Linked DNA regions of Homo sapiens: regions 2, 3 and 4 are each linked to region 1. A link is a contact called in ENCODE Hi-C data. All regions are on one chromosome and are shown on one strand. Each heading gives the region's core, a stretch centred on a gene start or an enhancer-like site at or near the end of the contact. The rest is flanking DNA. Distances are from core to core; before and after follow the strand shown. Region 1 holds the start of ZNF273 (zinc finger protein 273). Region 2 holds the start of ASL (argininosuccinate lyase). Region 3 holds the start of GUSB (glucuronidase beta). Region 4 holds the start of LINC02848 (long intergenic non-protein coding RNA 2848).

Region 1 (4,268 bases), core at 1,008-3,507:
TTTTGTAGAGAGAGTCTTGCTCTATCTCCCAGGCTGGAGTGCAGTGGCTCCATCTCGGCTCATTGCAGCCTCTGCCTCCTGAGTTCAAGCGATTCTCATACCTTAGCCTCCCGAGTTGCTGGGACTACAAGCGCACGCCATCACACCTGGCTAATTTTTGTATTTTTAGTAGAGATGAGGTTTTACCATGTTGGCCAGGCTGGTCTCGAACTCCTGACCTCAGGTGATCTACCTGCCTCAGCCTCCCAAAGTGCTGGGATTACAGGCATGAGCTACCGTGCCCGGCGCTGGTATGCTTTTTCACAATAACTTCAATTCTAGAAGGGTACCCACTGGTCTTTATGGGGTTTCTGTAACGGATACTGTAACCCTATGCCACCGGAATGGTGCAGACATGCTGATTTTATTAGAATGAGTTCAGCCTTCTTGGTAGACTATTGGTATCCCAGAGGCTGACCATTCACTGCAGCTTATTAAATGTAGCTCCATGATGCCAATGAGTCCTTTCAGCCAGGTTGCCTTTTTCTTCTCATTGATGTAGTCAGGTCGTGATCTCTTTTGCTTGTCTTATGCTATTCCAGATGATAGGTGATTATTTCTTCCGTAAGTGAGACCCTCTTTTCTTTTCTCTGCCATGGGATCCTCCTATGATGTGTCTCTTTCTCTTAAAAGCACTTGTAATCCCAGCACTTTGGGAGGCCGAGGCGGGCGGATCACATGAGGTTGGGAGTTCGAGACCAGCCTGACCAACATGGAGAAAGGCCGTCTCTACTAAAAATACAAAATTAGCCGGGCACGATGGCACATGCCGGTAATCTCAGCTACTCGGGAGGCTGAGGTGGGAGAATCGCTTGAACCCGGAGGTGGAGGTTGCGGTGAGCCCACATTGTGCGAGTGAAACTCCTTCTCAAAAAGCACCGCTGCTTCGGGCGCGGTGGCTCACGCCTGTAATCCTAGCACTACTTTGGGAGGCCAAGGCGGGCAGATCACTTGAGGTCATGTATAATATTATACATAATATTATATATTATTATACATATTTTATATTATTATATACAATAATATATATTACATGAAAAATTACATACTGCTCACATATTAAAATAATATTTTGAATATTAGAATATTTGAATTCTAGAACTAGAATATATAACGATGAAATTGTTACAATAAATTCCACCTGTTTCTTCCTTTTTTTTTTAAGTTTGGCTACTAGAATATTTAAAATTCACATGTGGCTTACATTTTATTTCAGAGAATTAACTCCGTTTTAAAATCTCAGGCTGCCTGCTTAAAGGACCAGAAGCTAGGAAGGTCGTAAAATCGGATATTAAATAATGTTATTATATTTTTTCCATTTGTTAATAGCCATATAATTGTGAACCTCAAATATCTGAGACAGATCTCAGTTAATTTAGAAAGTTTATTCTGAGGCCAGGCGCGGTGGCTCACGCCTGTAATCCCAGCACTTTGGGAAGCCGAGGCGGGTGGATCACCTGAGGTCAGGAGTTCAAGACCAGCCTGGACAAAGTGGTGAAACCCCGTCTTTACTAAAAATAGAAAAATTAGCCAGCTACTCTGGAGGCTGAGGCAGGAGAATCGCTTGAACCCCGGAGGGAGGTGGAAGTTGCAGTAGCAGAGATCGGATCGTGCCACTGCACTCCAGCCTGGAAGACAGAGCGAGACTCCGAAAGAGACAGAGAGAGAGAAAGAAAAAGAAAGAAAGAAAACTGGAAGTGGGGAGGCGGCTTCCAGGTCCTAGGTAGATAAAAGACAAATGGTTGCATTCTTTTGAGTTCCTGATTAGCCTGGGAAAAGGAGGCAATCAGATATGCAATCATCTCAGTGAGCAGAGGGGTGACTTTGAATAGAATGGAAGGCAGGTTTGCCCTAAGCAGTTCCCAGCTTGACTTTTCCCTATAGCTTAGTGATTTTGGGGCCGCAAAATTTATTTTCCTTTCACACACTATACTATTTATTAATATAAATGCATATGACCTTATACACAAGGTTAAATGCAAATACCCCGTGGGTGGGCCGGGCTCAGTTCAGGGAGGAAGCCCTGACTGAAAAGCCTGCAGTTTAGGTTTCATTCTATCTTCTTTCAGCCCAGCAACTGAGCACACCTTCTGTCATTCAGGGCCTGAGGGGGCGGGTCCTTAAACATCCTCCAATCAGGGACGCTGGGCTGGGACCCGTCCAATCAGGCACGCAGCTGGAGCGGACAGGACGGCTTCCGGGATTTGGCGGGGCCTTTGTCTCTCGCTGCAGTCGCAGCTCCAGGTCTCGTCTTCACTGCTCTATGTCCTCTGCTCCTAGAGGTCCACCTTCTGTGGCCCCGTTACCTGCAGGTATTGGGAGATCCACAGCTAAGACGCCAGGACTCCCTGGAAGCCTAGAAATGGTGAGAGTGCCGGGTCCCAGATCCCGAGAGAGGGGGAGGGCCTGGTTGGAACTGGTGGGAAGTGGATGTGGCGAGACTCCGGCCTCCCTGCAGTAGACTCCAAAATCCGCGGCCAGGAGTTCTCCTTGGCGCAGCTCGGCCCTCAGTCCCCTTCAGTCATAAGATGGCTGCTGGGCTGGCAGCCGGGATCCCGGGCGTCCTGTCTCCTCCCTGCGCAGTGACCGTTCCCTGGCCTGGAGCCCTCCCTGGGCAGCTCTGCTGCCGCAGCGCCGCATCTCTCCTCGATGACTCGGGATGCAGGGTTCATGACTAGGAAGAGCTTTGGTCCATGGGGTTCCCAGACCCTCCTTTTTTCTATTAAAAATGTATGGAAGTCACCGCGAAAATATTAAAGAATTTAATCAGACAGTCATTCACAAATTATAGAGCACCCAGCTGTGGTTTGTAGTTTGTGGTCCATGGGAAGGGCTTGAAGGAAAGACTTTTATAAGGTGTGTGATGAAGAAAGCCAATAATTGGTTAGGTACCGTTATGTAGTTTCTTAATTTGTAAATTCAGGGTGGACATTTCCTGGTTATGTCATCAGAGGTTAATTGGCAGTTTATGGTTGGTTAAGCCTGAATTTTGTTTCCCTCAATGTTGTAATTTACAAAAAGTTTGAGTTAGATTTTTTTTTCTTTCTTTCTGAGACAGAGTCTCACACTGTCGCTCAGGCTGGAGTGCAATGGCAGCCATCTCGGCTCACTGCAACCAACGCCTCCCGGGTTCATGCAATTCTCCTGCTTCAGCCTCCCAAGTAACTGGGATTACAGGCGCACGCCGCCACGCCCAGCTAACTTTTCTGTATTTTAGTAGAGTCTGGGTTTCACTGTGTTGCCCAGCCTGGTCTCGAACTCCTGAGCTCAGGCAATCCACCCGCCTCCGCCTCCCAAAGTGCTAGGACTACAGGCGTGAGCCACCGCGCCCGGCCAATTTGAGTTAGATTTTTTTAAAAAATGGGGACCCTGGGACTGGAGCTACCTCAGTCTAATTGCCTGCTACTTAATTGTGTACACACTCTACAGGGGATAGATTTTCCCCTGAAATTTTCACATGTGGCCCAAGCAGAGTCTCAAGACTACTCCCCACCCCCAATTCCTTCAGCCTAACTCTGGCTTGCAGTAAAATACCAAATTTCCAGTTTTTTCTGACATTCCGAAATGCCAACTTCCTCATCCTAATTCACATTATTTTAGTGTACATTTTAGATACTGTATTTTAATTAATCATTTTTTGACACAGCATTGGATAGCACTTTAGAAAAATTTTTTTCTGTTTGAAAATATTTCCCAGGAGAAGAAAGCAAAGAATCATCCCCTGACACTGTATTGTAAAAAAATCTCTGTGCCTCTTTTTAAAATAATCTTCCCTAGGCACAGAGATCTTACCAAAATGTTTTTGGGTCAAGGTTTCCCTTTGGAAACTTTATGGAGTGCTGTTTCCTCAGCCACTCCTCAGTGTTTTCCTGGTTTTGAGTTTTAGTACTGTCTGGGGATAAACCAAGATACCCACAATCGCTATGTCTGCTACAATGTTTAGTGAATATCAGCTCCTGGGTCATTTTCTCCCATAGGACAGTCTCAGGTATGGAGTGTAGCTTCTTAAAAGAGCAGGTGGATGTCGTGGGGCTGAGAGGCATCTCCTGGTGCACTTTTTTTTTTTTTTTTTTTTTTTTTTGAGACAGTCTCATTCTGTCGCCCAGGCTGGAGTGCAATGGGGCGATCGTGGCTCACTGCAAACTCCGCCTCCCAGGTTCAAGCGATTCTCCAGTCTCAGCCTACCAAGTAGCTGGGATTACAAGTGCACGCCGACACACCTGGCTAAT
Region 2 (4,268 bases), core at 902-3,401, 1.2 Mb after region 1:
TACTAAAAATATAAAATTAGCCAGGCGTGGTGGTGCATGCCTGTAACCCCAGCTACTTGGAAGGCTGAGGCAGGAGAATCGCTTGAACCTGGGAGGCAGAGGTTGCAGTGAGCTGGGACCGTGCCATTGCACTCTAGCCTGGGCAATAAGAGCGAAACTCCATCTCAAAAAAATAAATAAAAATAAAATAAAATAAAATAAATTTGGCTCCTCTGATTTTAAAATCGATCGGGGTTTCCTATGACCTATAGGACCAAGAACAAACTCCCTCTCTTGACATTGAAGACTCTTCACAGCCTTCTCCCAAACTCCTTCCACCTCTCCTCCCTACCTTTTGTTATAGTTACAGCCACTTGGATGATTTCCTGTTCTTAAAGCAGGCCAGTCACATTTTTTGTCCAGACTTCTCCCTCTGCCTGGAATGTTCTCCCCTTCTTCCCTGGGCAAATTCCCCCCATCTTCCAAGACCCAATGCAGAAGACAGGTTCATTAGAAGCCCCTTCAGGGTACTTCCAGTGCCTAGAATCCAGCCTGACATTTTGGTTGAATAATTAATTAATCAGATCAAGGACCTCTTCCCTGAGTACCCAACATAGCCCCCCTCCCCAACGCCTGTGCTCCCTGCACACCTCCTCCATGCTATGTTGGAACTTCTTGAAGTCAGGCTTCATTTCTTTTGTTTCGTTTCTTTCTTTGTTTTCTCTTCTCTTTTTCTTTTTCTTTCTTTCTTTCTTTTTTTTTTTTTTTTTTCGAGACAAGAGTCTCACTGTCGCCCAGGCTGCAGTGCAGTGGTGCCGTCTCAGCTCACTGCAGCCTCCACCTCCCTGGTTCAAGTGATTCTCCTGCCTCAGCTGTCGGAGTAGCTGGGACTACAGGCACCCACCACCACACCCGGCTAATAGAGACAAGGTTTCACCATGTCAGCCAGGCTCATCTCGAATTCCTGACCTCAGGTGATCCGCCCGCCTCAGCCTCTCAAAGTGCTGGGATTAAAGGCGTAAGCCACTGTGCCCGGCTGCGTTTCTTTTTTCTTTTCTTTTCTTTCTTTCTTTCTTTCTTTCTTTTTTTTTTTTTTTTTTTTTTTGAGACAGAATCTTGCTCTGTCACCCAGGCTGGAGTGCAATGGCACCATCTCAGCTCACTGCAATCTCCGCCTCCCGGGTTCAAGAGATTCTCCTGCCTCAGCCTCCGGAGTCGCTGGGATTGCAGGCACCCGCCACCGTGCCCGGCTAATTTTTGTATTCTTAGTAGAGACGGGGTTTCACCACCTTGGCCAGGCTGGTCTCAAACTCCTGACCTCGTGATCCACCCGCCTCGGCCTTCCAAAGTGCTGGGATTACAGGCGTGAGCCACCGCGCCCGGCCTCCGGCCGCGTTTCTTTTCTTTTTTAGAGGAGTCAGGCTGGAGTGCCGTGGCACAATAGCTCACTGCAGCTTCGAACTCCTGGGCTCAAGTGCTCCTCCCGCCTCAGCCTCCTGAGTAGCTAGGACTGCAGGCGTGCACCACCACGCCCGGCTTTTTTTTTATTATTATTAATTTTTTTGTAGAGACGGGATCTTGTTGTATTGCCCAGGCTGGTCTCCAACTCGTAGCCTCAAGCGATCCTCCCACCTCGGCCTCCCAAAGTGCTGGGATTACAGCTGTGAGCCACCGCGCCTGGCACAGGCTTCATTTCTGATGGTCCTTCCTTTTTCCTTGATGCCTTTCTCTGTACCTGGCACATAGAGGTGCCTGGTACGTGTTTGTTGAATGAATGAATGAATGAGTGAATGAGCGAACATGCCATTTCACCTTATATATCTTGTGAACCTGCCAGGCCCGGGCCTGATGTCATAGCCTCTACCCCTGGCCCGAGTCTCCAGTCCCCTGCGTGTCTGCTGACCACAGCACGAACGCCAGCGCACTACCCTCCTCAACCCCAGCCCAGGCCCCTTCCCCGTCGGGGTCCCCCCAACCCTTTCCCCGCCCGCTTCCCCGCCCCGGGGCCGCTTAGCCTCCAGCTCAGCGGGAGGTATCCCCGCCCACGGCCAGGATTGGAGGATGGAGGCAACGCCCACCCCGCCGGGCGGCCTCCTATTGGCGCGGCCGTCGCCAGGGGTGGGGACAGGACCGGCGGCTGCTGACGCCATCCCGGCCAGAAAAGCCCTGGCCAGTGGCGGGCGCGACACTATCCGTGCGGCCAGGCGGAGGTGAGTGCGCGGCGGCCGGATGGGCGGGACGGGCGTGGAGGACGCCGAGCACCGTGGCGCGCGCTCACGTCCGCGTCCCCAAGGGCTGCGCTCCCTCAAGCGCAGTGCCCAGAACTCGGAGCCAGCCCGGCCCGGGGGACCCTGCTGGCCAAGGAGGTCGTCAGTCCGGTCTTGTCTTCCAGACCCGGAGGACCGAAGCTTCCGGACGACGAGGAACCGCCCAACATGGCCTCGGAGGTGAGTGGGACCTCGGGGACTCCGGTCCTCCTAGCCTCCAAAGGAGAGAGTGGGGGCGCCAGACCTGCCTCGGGCCACCCTGCTGGGAATCGCCCTCCAGGAAGCAATTTTGAAAATTACCTAGGAAGCCTGCACCCCCAGCCCTCCCGGGCGCATCATCTGGAGCCCAGCAGTCACCTTTACCAGGACTCACCAGTATCCGCAGGCAGCCCTTGTGGCAAACCCACCAACCCACACTACTAGGGGTAGAGTGGCTCTGCCCTCACCTCACAGTGATGCCTGCCTGGCCAGGAAAAGTGGCTCCCAAGCCTTCAGCCTTCCAACTCTTCCTTCCTTCTTACCACGTGTCCTCCTGTCAGGTCCCACCCCACACCACATCCCTTCTCCTGCTAGAGCAATTGTCCCTGTTTATAGAATAAAGCTCAGCCCCTAAGTGTTCTTGTCCTTGACTGTGGCATGTGGAAAGAGCCAGGAAAAAGGGGACGTCGCCTCGTGGCTCCAGCAACCCTGGTGCCTGGTCCCTTCCTGTCTCACTGGACCCTGCCTCTTAGGGTCAGTGGCTCCTGGCCTCTCCTCCTGACCACTGAGATGCTGGATTCCCAGGCAGAGGTTTTCCTTCCTTGGGCCATAGTTGATTTATCTGGCAATGGGGGTAATAATAGCTGTCGGCCTCACTCTGTAAGGCACTAGATTATGAGGCCATTGCTTTGGACCCTTCAGGTGAGAGGGGCTGTTCGCCTGATGCTTGATGAAGGGAACTCCGGGAAGCAGGAGGTCTGGGTTCCAGGCCCTTTTGGCCTTCATTAGCTAGCAATTCACTTCCTCTTTCTCAATGCCCTGCAAGCTCAGTGCCCTGCAAGCTTCTGGGTCATGGCAGGGGGGTAGGGCCTGGACTTTGGAGCCAAACAGACTTGGTTTCTGTACCAGTCACTTGAGCCCTTTAAACCTCTTTCCTCATTTGTGAAATAGGGGTAATATTGCCCACCTCATAAAAGGCCGTAATAACATATGTGAAATCCCTAGCACAGGGCTGAGCAACAGTAGGTGCTCAATAAATGGTGGCTAACCACAACAATACTGATATTTCTACTTTGGGAGGCCGAGGCGGGAGGACTGCTGAAGCCCAGGAATTCCAGACCAGCCAGGGCAATGTAATGAGACCCTGTCTCTACAAAAAGATTTTGAAAATTACCCAGGTGTGGTGGCGTACACCTGTAGTCTCACAGGAGGCGGAGGCATGAGGATTGCTTGAGCCCAGGAGTTTGAGACTGCAGTGAGCATGATCTCACCACTGCACTCCAGCCCAGGCAACAGAGTGAGATCCAGTTTCAAAAAAATAAAAATAAAAAAACCTGGCAGGCATGGTGGCTCACACCTGTAATCCCAGCACTTTGGGAGGTCGAGGTGGGCAGATCACCTGAGGTCAGGAGTTTGAGACCAGCCTGGCCAACATGGTGAAACCCCGTCTCTACTAAAAATGCAAAAATTAGCTGGGTGTAGTGGTGGGTGCCTGTAGTCCCAGCTATTCGGGAGGCTGAGGCAGGAGAATCGCTTGAACTCGGGAGGCGGAGGTTGCAGTGAGCTGAGATCGCACCACTGCACTCCAGCCTGGGCGACAAAGCAAGACTCCACCTCAAAAAAAGAAAAAAAACCCACAAGTCCCAAAACCAAAACTGGTATTTCCCATGTACATTCGACCTTAACTGTTGCTCATTCAACCCAGCCCAACTCAGTGCCCCATCCCCTGGCCCTGAAGAGACCATTCTGGCCCAGATGTGTCCTGGCTTGGAGTAGCACCTTCTGCTACCACACTAGGCCTCCACTCTCCTCAGTGCCCAAGGG
Region 3 (4,268 bases), core at 419-2,918, 1.1 Mb after region 1:
TTGCTGATGACAGGTCAACTGCCAGGGCGATCTGTGCACCTGGGCCAGTGGGGCCAGGAGTTCCTCCTCAGAGTGGATGGGGCACAATATCTCCTGAGACAGGAGCAAGCCCAGGGCCACATCCCAGCCAGAGGCAAGAAGGTTCAGACCTGTGACTAAGAGGCAGATGGCCACTGCCTGTCACAGGGAGGAAGGCTGGTTGGAGGAATGGGGGGAGCTTTGCTTAGGACACTGTGAGTGGGGTGCACACTGGCACCCAGCCCCCTCCTCTTTCCCTCCTGTACTGAATGCTGCAAAGTCAGAATAAGAGGATGTAGACCAGGCAAAAGCCGCCCAGACCTCACCCAGTTCCACTTCTCTGCAGATCACATCCAAGTCAGGAGGGGAACAGGGGTGGCGTCCTGGGCCTGATGTCATGTCCTGTCCTCTATGTGAACCTTGAAAACCAAGGGACTTCCTGCCTCGGCAGAGCTGACCTCAGGACATCTAAACTGTCACCTTCTCCCGATCCCCGGGCCCAGCTCTGTGCAGTGCATGCCGCTGTGGCCAGAGTGTGTGGGTGGCTCATGCCAGTAATCAGCGCTTTGGGAGGTCAACGTGGGAGGATGGCTTGAGGCCAGGAGTTCGAGACCACCCTGGGTAAATAGTGACACCCTGTATCTTTTTTTTTTTTTTAAGTTTTTTTGCCTTTTTTTTTTTTTTGGAGACGTAGTCTCACTATGTCGCCCAAGTTGGAGTGCAGTGGCATCCTGATCTCAGCTCACTGCAACCTCTACTCCCGGGTTCAAGCAATTCTCCTGACTCAGCCTCCCAAGTAGCTGGGATTACAGGCATGAACCACCACACTTGGCTAATTTTTATATTTTTAGTAGAGATGAGGTTTCACCCTGTTATGTTGGCCAGCCTGGTCTCAAACTCCTGGCCTCAGGCGATTCGCCCGCCTCCACCTCCCAAAGTGCTGGGATTACAGGTGTGAGCCACCGAGCCCAGATAATTTTTTTTTTTTCAATTAGCCAGGCGTGTTGGCACCCCCTAAATTGCAAGGCTGGGGCGGGAGAATCGCTTGAGCTCAGAAGTTAGGCTGGCGCCACTCCGCCCCAGCCTGGGAAACAGGTGCAAACCCAGTCTCAAAAAAATTTTTAAAAATTAAAAATAAATATTGAAAGGAAGGATACTGCACAGACTCAGCCTTTACCTCGGGAAAGGGCTCGGCAAGAGCCTTTTCTCCTCCTGCCTAATCCGCCCCGGCCCTCCAGGGTGCTCCTGTTCCCCCGTCCCCCAAGCCGGCGCCCCCAAGCCCGTTGACCTTTAACCTCCTGCGGGCCCCAGCTCGGAGACGCCCAGGGGAAGAAGTCTGCGGGGGGCCCGGGCTCCCCTACTCCCACCGCCGGGCTTTCGGGCGCCTCCCGGCCCTGCCCCGAGATCGCACCTCCCACAGCGGCCGCCGGTACCACTGCTCCTCGAAGCCCCGGCGTCGGTTGTCAGAGAAGTCGGCGCGGAAGCTCCAGAGGCCGTCCAGCTCCTTGCACTCCCGCGACGGGCTCTCCTGGGGGTACAGCATCCCGCCCTGCAGCCCCAGCGCGCAGCCCCACAACAACGGCCCGAGCGCCGCCCAGGCAACCGCCGACCCCCGGGCCATGCTTCCCGGTCCCCCGCTCGGCCACCGTCTGCGGCGCTAAGAAAAGCGCGGGAGGTGCCCGTAGGGCGGGTCGCGTGACGCGCCGGTGTCGTGATGCGCCTGAAGCCATCCGCGCCATCTTGGTTGAGGACGAGTGCCAGGCCTGGAGGGGCGGGGCCGGGCGCTGCCCGGTAGGGCTTGTGGCTGGAACCCCAGGCTAGGCCTTTGGGGAAACGGGACCCTCACCCTCAGCCCCAGCCGATAAGGGCGAGGTCTGCTCCCCACCCCGACCCAGGCTGGACGATCCAGGGCCGCAGGCCAGAACAGAACCCCTGAGATCGGTGGGATCCCCCTGTTTCTTCAAGGAGCACCTCCACTTGCTTTTCCCAGCAGGAATTCAAGGAGGCCCCAGCGGCGCCTCTTCCATGCCTGTCTGATGCAGCCTCTTGCAGGGATGCACGTCCTTGGGATGCGGCCATAGCCTTGACCCTGGGCTTCTGGAGCCCTGACCTTAACCCAGGGGCCAAGAGCTCCCTCTTGGTGTTGCAGGCACATAAAGATGCAGGGAGAGAGGCCAGGTGCACTTTGGGAACCCGAGGGGGGCAGATCACTTGAGGCCAGGAGTTCGAGACCAGCCTGGCCAACGATAGTGAAACCCCGTCCCTATTTTGTAAACATACAAAAAAAAAAAAAAGAATTAGCGGGGCGTGATGGTGCGTGCCTGTAATCCCAGCTACTCAGGAAGCTGAGGTAGGAGAATCGCTTGAACCCGGGAGGCAAAGGCTGCAGTAAGCCGAGATCGCACCACTGCACTCCAGCCTGGGCAACAGAGCGAGACTCTGTCTCAAAAAAAAAAAAAAAATTGCAGGGAAAGGGTGCCCTGCGGGACCCCAGTTTACTCCAGTAGGGAAGGCACCGTGTGGGAGAGGTAGAGGAGGAGATCTGGAGACAGCAAAGGAGACATAGATTTATGGAGGGGACTTTCATACAGGGACGGTGCAGTGGCCATTGCTGGACATGAGAACCACTACCATTTGTAAAAAGCATGCAGCTTACATAACATTTTCAACTAGCATCCTCGACCTGTTACTGGTGGAGTTCCGGGTGGTGAATCCCTACACATCAGCAACAACCTCAATTCTTGCCTCCTCAGAAGAAAGAATTGCACTGAGGGGCATAAGGCAGAAAGCCAGAGGGAGGTAAGCTGCAGAGCAGTAGTAAAAGCTTGTTAAAAAGCAGGCCAGTGCTGAGCGTAGTGGCTCACACCTGTAATCCCAGCACTTTGGGAGGCGGAGGTGGGGGGATCACGAGGTCAGGGGTTTGAGACCAGCCTGGCCAATATGATGAAACCCCATCTCTACTAAAAAATTAGCTGGGCATGGTGGCATGCGCCCGTAGTCCCAGCTACTCGGGAGGCTGAGGCAGGAGAATCGATTGAACGCGGGAGGCAGAGGTTGCAGTCAGCCGAGATCGCACCACAGCACTACAGCCTGGCGAGAGAGCAAGACTCAGTCTAAAAAAAAAAGCAGGCCAGGCACAGAGGTTCAGGCCTGTAACTCCAAACTCCAGCACTTTGGGAGGCCAAGGCGGGAGGATCACTTGATATCAGGAGTTTGAGACCAACCTGGCCAACGTGGAGAAACCCCATCTCTACTAAAAATACAAAAATTAGCCAGGCGTGGTGGCAGGCACCTGTAATCCCTACTATTTGGGAGGCTGAGGCAGGAGAAATGCTTTAACCCAGGAGGCAGAGGTTGCAGTGAGCTGAGATCACGCCACCGCACTCCAGCCTGGGCTACAGAGTGAGATGCCATTTCAGGAAAAAAAAAAATATTAAAAAACTTTAGAACAGGAAGGAAAGAAGGAAAGTACAACTTGGAAGAGGGCCAAGTGGGTGATCTAAGAAACCAAGTGCCTTGGCCAGGTGCGGTGGCTCACGCCTGTCATCCCAGCACTTTGGGAGGCTGAAGCAGGCAGATCACCTGAGGTTGGGAGTTCGAGACCAGCCTGACCAATATGGAGAAACCGCATCTCCATATTTAGCTGGGCATGGTGGCACATGTCTGTAATCCCAGCTACTCGGGAAGGCTGAGGTGAGAGAATCGCCTGAACCAGAGATTGCAGTGAGCCGAGATCACGCCATTGTACTCCAGCCTGGGCAACAAGAGTGAAACTCCTACAAAAAAAAAGAAAAAGGAAAACAAGTGCCCAGCTTGACCTCTTGACTCAGGGTTTCATAGATTGGCATCCTTCCAGGATCTTGCCACTCCTGATTCCTTAGCTGGGGCTCTGAACATACATTCTTAGACCATAAAGTCATTCGCAGGGTGCACAACAGTTACGGATGTCAGGTGCCTCTGCCATACAGAGGGAGCCCTCATGTCCTAGGAAGCTGGCCTGGACACAATTGTTTGTATGATTACTCCCCCACCCCCTTTTTTCATGCTCACCAAATCCACCTTCTGAAAATGGACCTCAATACTGGAAATGGAGTCCCCAGCATAGTGAAAATAAGTACATTCTGGGAACTGACAAGGCCTAAAGGCTCTCTCCCAAATGTTTACATTGTTTTTTTATTTTCATATTTTCTTTTTTTAAATTTTACTTTTATATTTCATTAGTGAAATCTTGACATGCTTAAATTAGAATA
Region 4 (4,268 bases), core at 1,327-3,826, 1.0 Mb before region 1:
AGAATTGCTATGTGTGGTTGATCTTCAGGTAAATTGACTGATCACATTTATTTTTGTATCAGTCTATGTCATTTAATTAGGAAAAACTGTTTAGTTGTTTTCTCCCCTGATTAATGGTGATACTCAAGTATGATACAAAAAGAACTGTACCACCAAATATTTTTGTGAGGTCTGCTGTTTTCCATATTCATTTTATGCTACTGCCTTTAAGAAAGAACCAGTGTATCCTTGAAATAGCACAAAAATGTTTTAAAATTCATAATTGCAAAACAAATCTGTGACTAACTTAATGTCTTCAGATCTAAAGGGTGTAAAAATATTGATACTTCAATATTTCACTTGCTGCCAGGAAAAACAAAATTCTTAATCTTTTGTAATTGGGAGGAGGACTTTTGCATACATTTTTACTCTTTAAATAACGACAATGACACTTATACTGTCATAATAACAATTATGTATTTCTTTGTGGTTTTAATTTTTTTTGTAATTTTACATAAAAGTTATTTTCTATTTTTACGCAGATAAAAAATATTTGTGCATAAAATGTAAAAATAGTAAAATGAGAAAAATAAAACTATTATACAGTAAAAACAAAAAACAGAAAACAAAAAACAAAAAAAAACTGAGGTCCTGGCTTTCAGTAATACCGGATTAGCTTGTTGAATTAACACAGATTATAATGATGACACCTGCATAATATATTACCTATTGTTATAGAAACACAGCTGCATAATATAGATATGACCTATGTGTCAGTAAGAACTGAATGAGGTTTTCAGCTGTGCCCACTGCAGGGTAGACAGGTATTGAGGTTTGAATCCAGCCCAATTAACACCTTTTGTAAAAAATAACACCGCTGTTAAAGGTACACAACAGAAATGAGAGTCTATATAATGATTCTTTACAGTTTTAGTACACAACTTTAAAATTCATGATACGTGTGAAGAAACACAAAAATAGAATCCATACGCAATTTAAAAAGCAGGCAGTAGGAGTGATCCTAAGATATTTAAGATGTTGTAATTCAGGATGTTTAAAGGCAGCTATTATAAATCTGTTCATGGGGGTAAAGGAAAATATTCTAACAATGAAGAGATGTGGAACCTCAGCAAAGACATGGAAATTACGAAATAATAGGAAGATAAGGAAATTTGAAAAATACTTTTGAGCTTATTCAAAGATTAGAAACAGAAGACAGAGCAATAGAAGTTGTCCATTCTGAATAAAAGAGTGAAAAAGCTTTAAGAAAATGAAGTCTTAGAGACCTGTAGAGTGATTGAGTCCAAGTTGGACAGGGAACAGAAAAATTAAATGAGGTACAAAGTTAATCACCAACTAATGGCTGAAAACTTCCAAAAATTGGTCAACCACCCCCCCCCGCCCAAGTTTTATACCCAACATGTCAACAAACCCCTCCAAAAAATACAAATAAAACCCTACCAAGGCCATATTGTGATTTAGGAGACTGGCAGAGGAGAGCTTCCTGTTGACTTGCTGTGATTTCTAATTTTAACTACTTAGAAGAATAAAAAATAGGGTCTCCTTAGAGTTTCTTTTTTTTTTTTTCTTGGAGAAAGTCTGACTTAGGCACAGATGACTGACAGTTTTTAAAGGTAGATGAGTTTCCAGACTTCTCTTAAATTTCCAGTGTGTTAACGTTGAAAATTATTTGAACTTGTTGCTTCCAAATCCTGCAGTAATACTGATGCTCCAGAAAGGCGTCCCATGGAGATTCTGCTCTTGTGCATCCATCCTGCACGGAGCTGAGGCTGTGCCTCCTCTAGTTTCATTAGCGTGTAGTTGTGGGGTACTTCGAGTTAATCTGAAAAACTCAGTGTTAAAATGGATTCAGGCCGGGCGCAGTGGCTCACGCCTGCAATCCCAGCATTTTGGGTGGCCAAGGCGGGCAGATCACTTGAGTTCAGGAGTTCGAGACCAGCCTGGCCCACATGGTGAAACCCAATCTCTACTAAAAAATGCAAAAATTAGCCGGGCGTGGTGGCGGTTGTCTGTAATTTCATCTACTCGGGAGGCTGAGGCAGGAGAATCGCTTGAACCCGGGAAGTGGAGGTTGCAGTGAGCCCAGATCGAGTCACAGCATTCCAGCCTGGGCTACAAAGCAAGACTGCGTGTCAGAAAAAGAAAAGAAAAATGGATTCAAAGATTTATCACTGTTAAGTTCCACCAGCAAATTATTAAATGTGGTTCCAAAGGGATATTTAAAAAGGGAAATTAAAATTGTTTCCAAGAAAGCCCTATTCACAGCAGAAACGTAGACACTGTACCTGACCTCACCACACAAAGTTCCCTCATGTGTTGGGAGGGACCAAGGGGCTCTCTGGTCCTGCACCTGCGTTAATTATGGCCGGGAGGTCCGCAGTAGGACCCTAAGGGCTAGGAACCAGCCTGGGTCAGGGGCAGAGAAGTGGTGGATGTGGCTCCCAAAGTGGCTTAGGGGTTCCCTTCCCTGTGGCTGTTTCCTGACTGGATGCAGCAGGGTCAGGCCTTTCAGTGTGACGTTTTCTACTCTTTATTAGAGTGGCAGGAGCGTCCCTGTGCGAGGCCTGACCCAGGTGTGGGCCTTGCAGCCAGCTCGGGGTCCAAGGGGCACTCCTGCGGTGCTGCAAAGGAGGATTTGTGACAACCCAGAGGATGGAGGAAACGGCGGCTTTGAAAAGGCAAGTGCCAAGTTATCAGGGATCGCTTATATCCATTTCTGGCAGTGAACTGACAATTTCAGACACTCAGGAGGGAGCTTCCCGCGTGGGATCACAAAAAGTCCGAGAAGTGTCAGACATCTGGCCATTAACCCCATTCCTACGCAGGGACTACACTGCCGCTTGTCCGAAGGGGCGTGTCAGGGGCGGAGCGAGGATGAGGGGCGGTGCCAATAAAAGAGGCGGGGGAGAAGGGGCGGTGCTGAGGGGAGAGGCCGGGCCAAGGGAAGAAGCGTGCGAGAAAGGGTGGGGCGAGTCCAGCTACAGGAAGAGTAGCGTTACTATGGCAACCCTGACAGGTTTGTGAGCAGCCCCCGGTCCCCTGCCGCTCCGTGAGAAATCAAACTTCAGGCACTGACGAAGCATGAAGCCAGCATCTTAGGAAGAGGTAGTGACATAATTACAAGGTAGGACCAACCGCCCTGGTCCCACTGTCGCCTGGCAGGCAGGAGAGGTTTGGGAACAGCCAGGCTCCCCTTGACATGGCAGTACTGCTCTGGACGCGGGGAGGTGTGGATTAGTGGGTGGGAGCTACACCTGGCATACTGGGAGTTGTCGTCTTTGATTAGCTTCCAGTTTTTTAATTGCAGGGCGACCGGATTACAATCACAGCCAGCATGAACATGGGGCGGCGCACAGTCCTGAAGAGGAAAGCCGGGCTGTGTTGACCTCGCTGTGCATGCTGGGAGTTGTAGTCTCTTCACTGCTCCCGCCCGTTGTTTCAGGCACTTCGGGACTACAATCCCAGCATGACCCGGGCTCGGGGACGGGGCGCAGTTCTCGTGGGAGGAGCGGGGCGGTGAGAGCCTGGCTAGGCAGGCTGGAAACAGTAGCTCTTAACGGTCCCCCGCCCGTTGGTGGCAAGGCGGCTGGACTGGAATCCCAGCAGGCGACATGCGAGGAGGCGGGCAGCCCAGGAGGGTTGGACACGGCAATGTGGACCTCGCCGCTTCCACAACGATGCTGGCTACTGATCGCGTGCACTTCCTTGCCAAAGAAAGTGAGTCCGGAGAGGGACAGGAGGGGCAGGTCCGGGCTGGGCAGTGAGGAGGGCGTGACGCCGCGATGTACACCTCGCCCTTGTCAAACTGGGACGGGTGTAGTCCTCACCCCACTTCCCGCTGCTCAGCTGGGTTCCCTCTCCCACCTGTACCCAGGGTCTTTCCTGGCCATCGCGCCTCCTGCAGCCCAGGGAGCCACCGGCTTTCCTAAGCTGCTGTGGGAACTGGCCTGAGGTCCAGGCGCTGTCCATTGTGCCGCTGCCCTCTTTTCTCTCCAGCCAGAGCGCAGTTCCGCCGCTGTGGGGAGAAATCCGCCGCCTGGCCCGCCAGTGCACAAGTTCAGAGCTTTGCACGGGGTGACATGGGCTGTGGCTTCGTGAAAATGTCACCCTCACCAGCGACTTTTTCGCGGATGTGGATATTGAGGGGGCAGGGAGGGCCATTATTGGCTTACCCAGGAGATGCTAAAAGCAGAGGAGAAAATTTCAGTTCCCAGGCGTGTGTCTCTGGTGCGCCATTTTTCACCAACCCATTTGGTAGAAAGTCCCCC

What was found. Hi-C counts contacts between places; a loop is a spot of excess contacts on that map. Pooled maps may share reads with other maps.
Region 2: a pooled map shows a loop between it and region 1 (6-fold over the local background). The contact joins the promoter of ASL here to the promoter of ZNF273 in region 1. A Hi-C loop is called at or near these places in 5 of 50 pooled maps.
Region 3: a map of CD4-positive, alpha-beta T cell shows a loop between it and region 1 (4-fold over the local background). The contact joins the promoter of GUSB here to the promoter of ZNF273 in region 1. A Hi-C loop is called at or near these places in 2 of 168 maps with a recorded cell type or tissue (CD4-positive, alpha-beta T cell and naive thymus-derived CD4-positive, alpha-beta T cell), 1 of 37 single-sample maps with no recorded cell type and 9 of 50 pooled maps.
Region 4: a loop to region 1 is called in a map of natural killer cell, with 14 times the contacts of the local background. The contact joins the promoter of LINC02848 here to the promoter of ZNF273 in region 1. A Hi-C loop is called at or near these places in 3 of 168 maps with a recorded cell type or tissue (CD8-positive, alpha-beta T cell, naive thymus-derived CD4-positive, alpha-beta T cell and natural killer cell) and 5 of 50 pooled maps.

What each region holds. Positions count from the first base shown.
Region 1 is chr7:64,901,016-64,905,283 of GRCh38, forward strand. ZNF273 (zinc finger protein 273) reads left to right here and starts at 2,258. Exons shown (of 4, transcript NM_021148.3): 1 at 2,258-2,404. The coding sequence starts at 2,303. RefSeq lists enhancers at 1,253-2,125, 1,793-1,842, 1,863-1,912, 2,126-2,998, 2,313-2,372 and 1 more.
Region 2 is chr7:66,073,668-66,077,935 of GRCh38, forward strand. It overlaps ASL (argininosuccinate lyase), which reads left to right and starts at 2,152. Exons shown (of 17, transcript NM_000048.4): 1 at 2,152-2,189; 2 at 2,372-2,426. The coding sequence starts at 2,415. RefSeq lists a silencer at 1,793-2,322 and an enhancer at 2,423-2,702.
Region 3 is chr7:65,980,545-65,984,812 of GRCh38, forward strand. GUSB (glucuronidase beta) reads right to left here and starts at 1,669. Exons shown (of 12, transcript NM_000181.4): 1 at 1,430-1,669. The coding sequence starts at 1,639. RefSeq lists enhancers at 1-258, 1,715-1,844.
Region 4 is chr7:63,897,322-63,901,589 of GRCh38, forward strand. It overlaps LINC02848 (long intergenic non-protein coding RNA 2848), which reads left to right and starts at 2,577. Exons shown (of 7, transcript NR_186803.1): 1 at 2,577-2,678; 2 at 3,017-3,124; 3 at 3,308-3,717. It also overlaps the pseudogene GABPAP.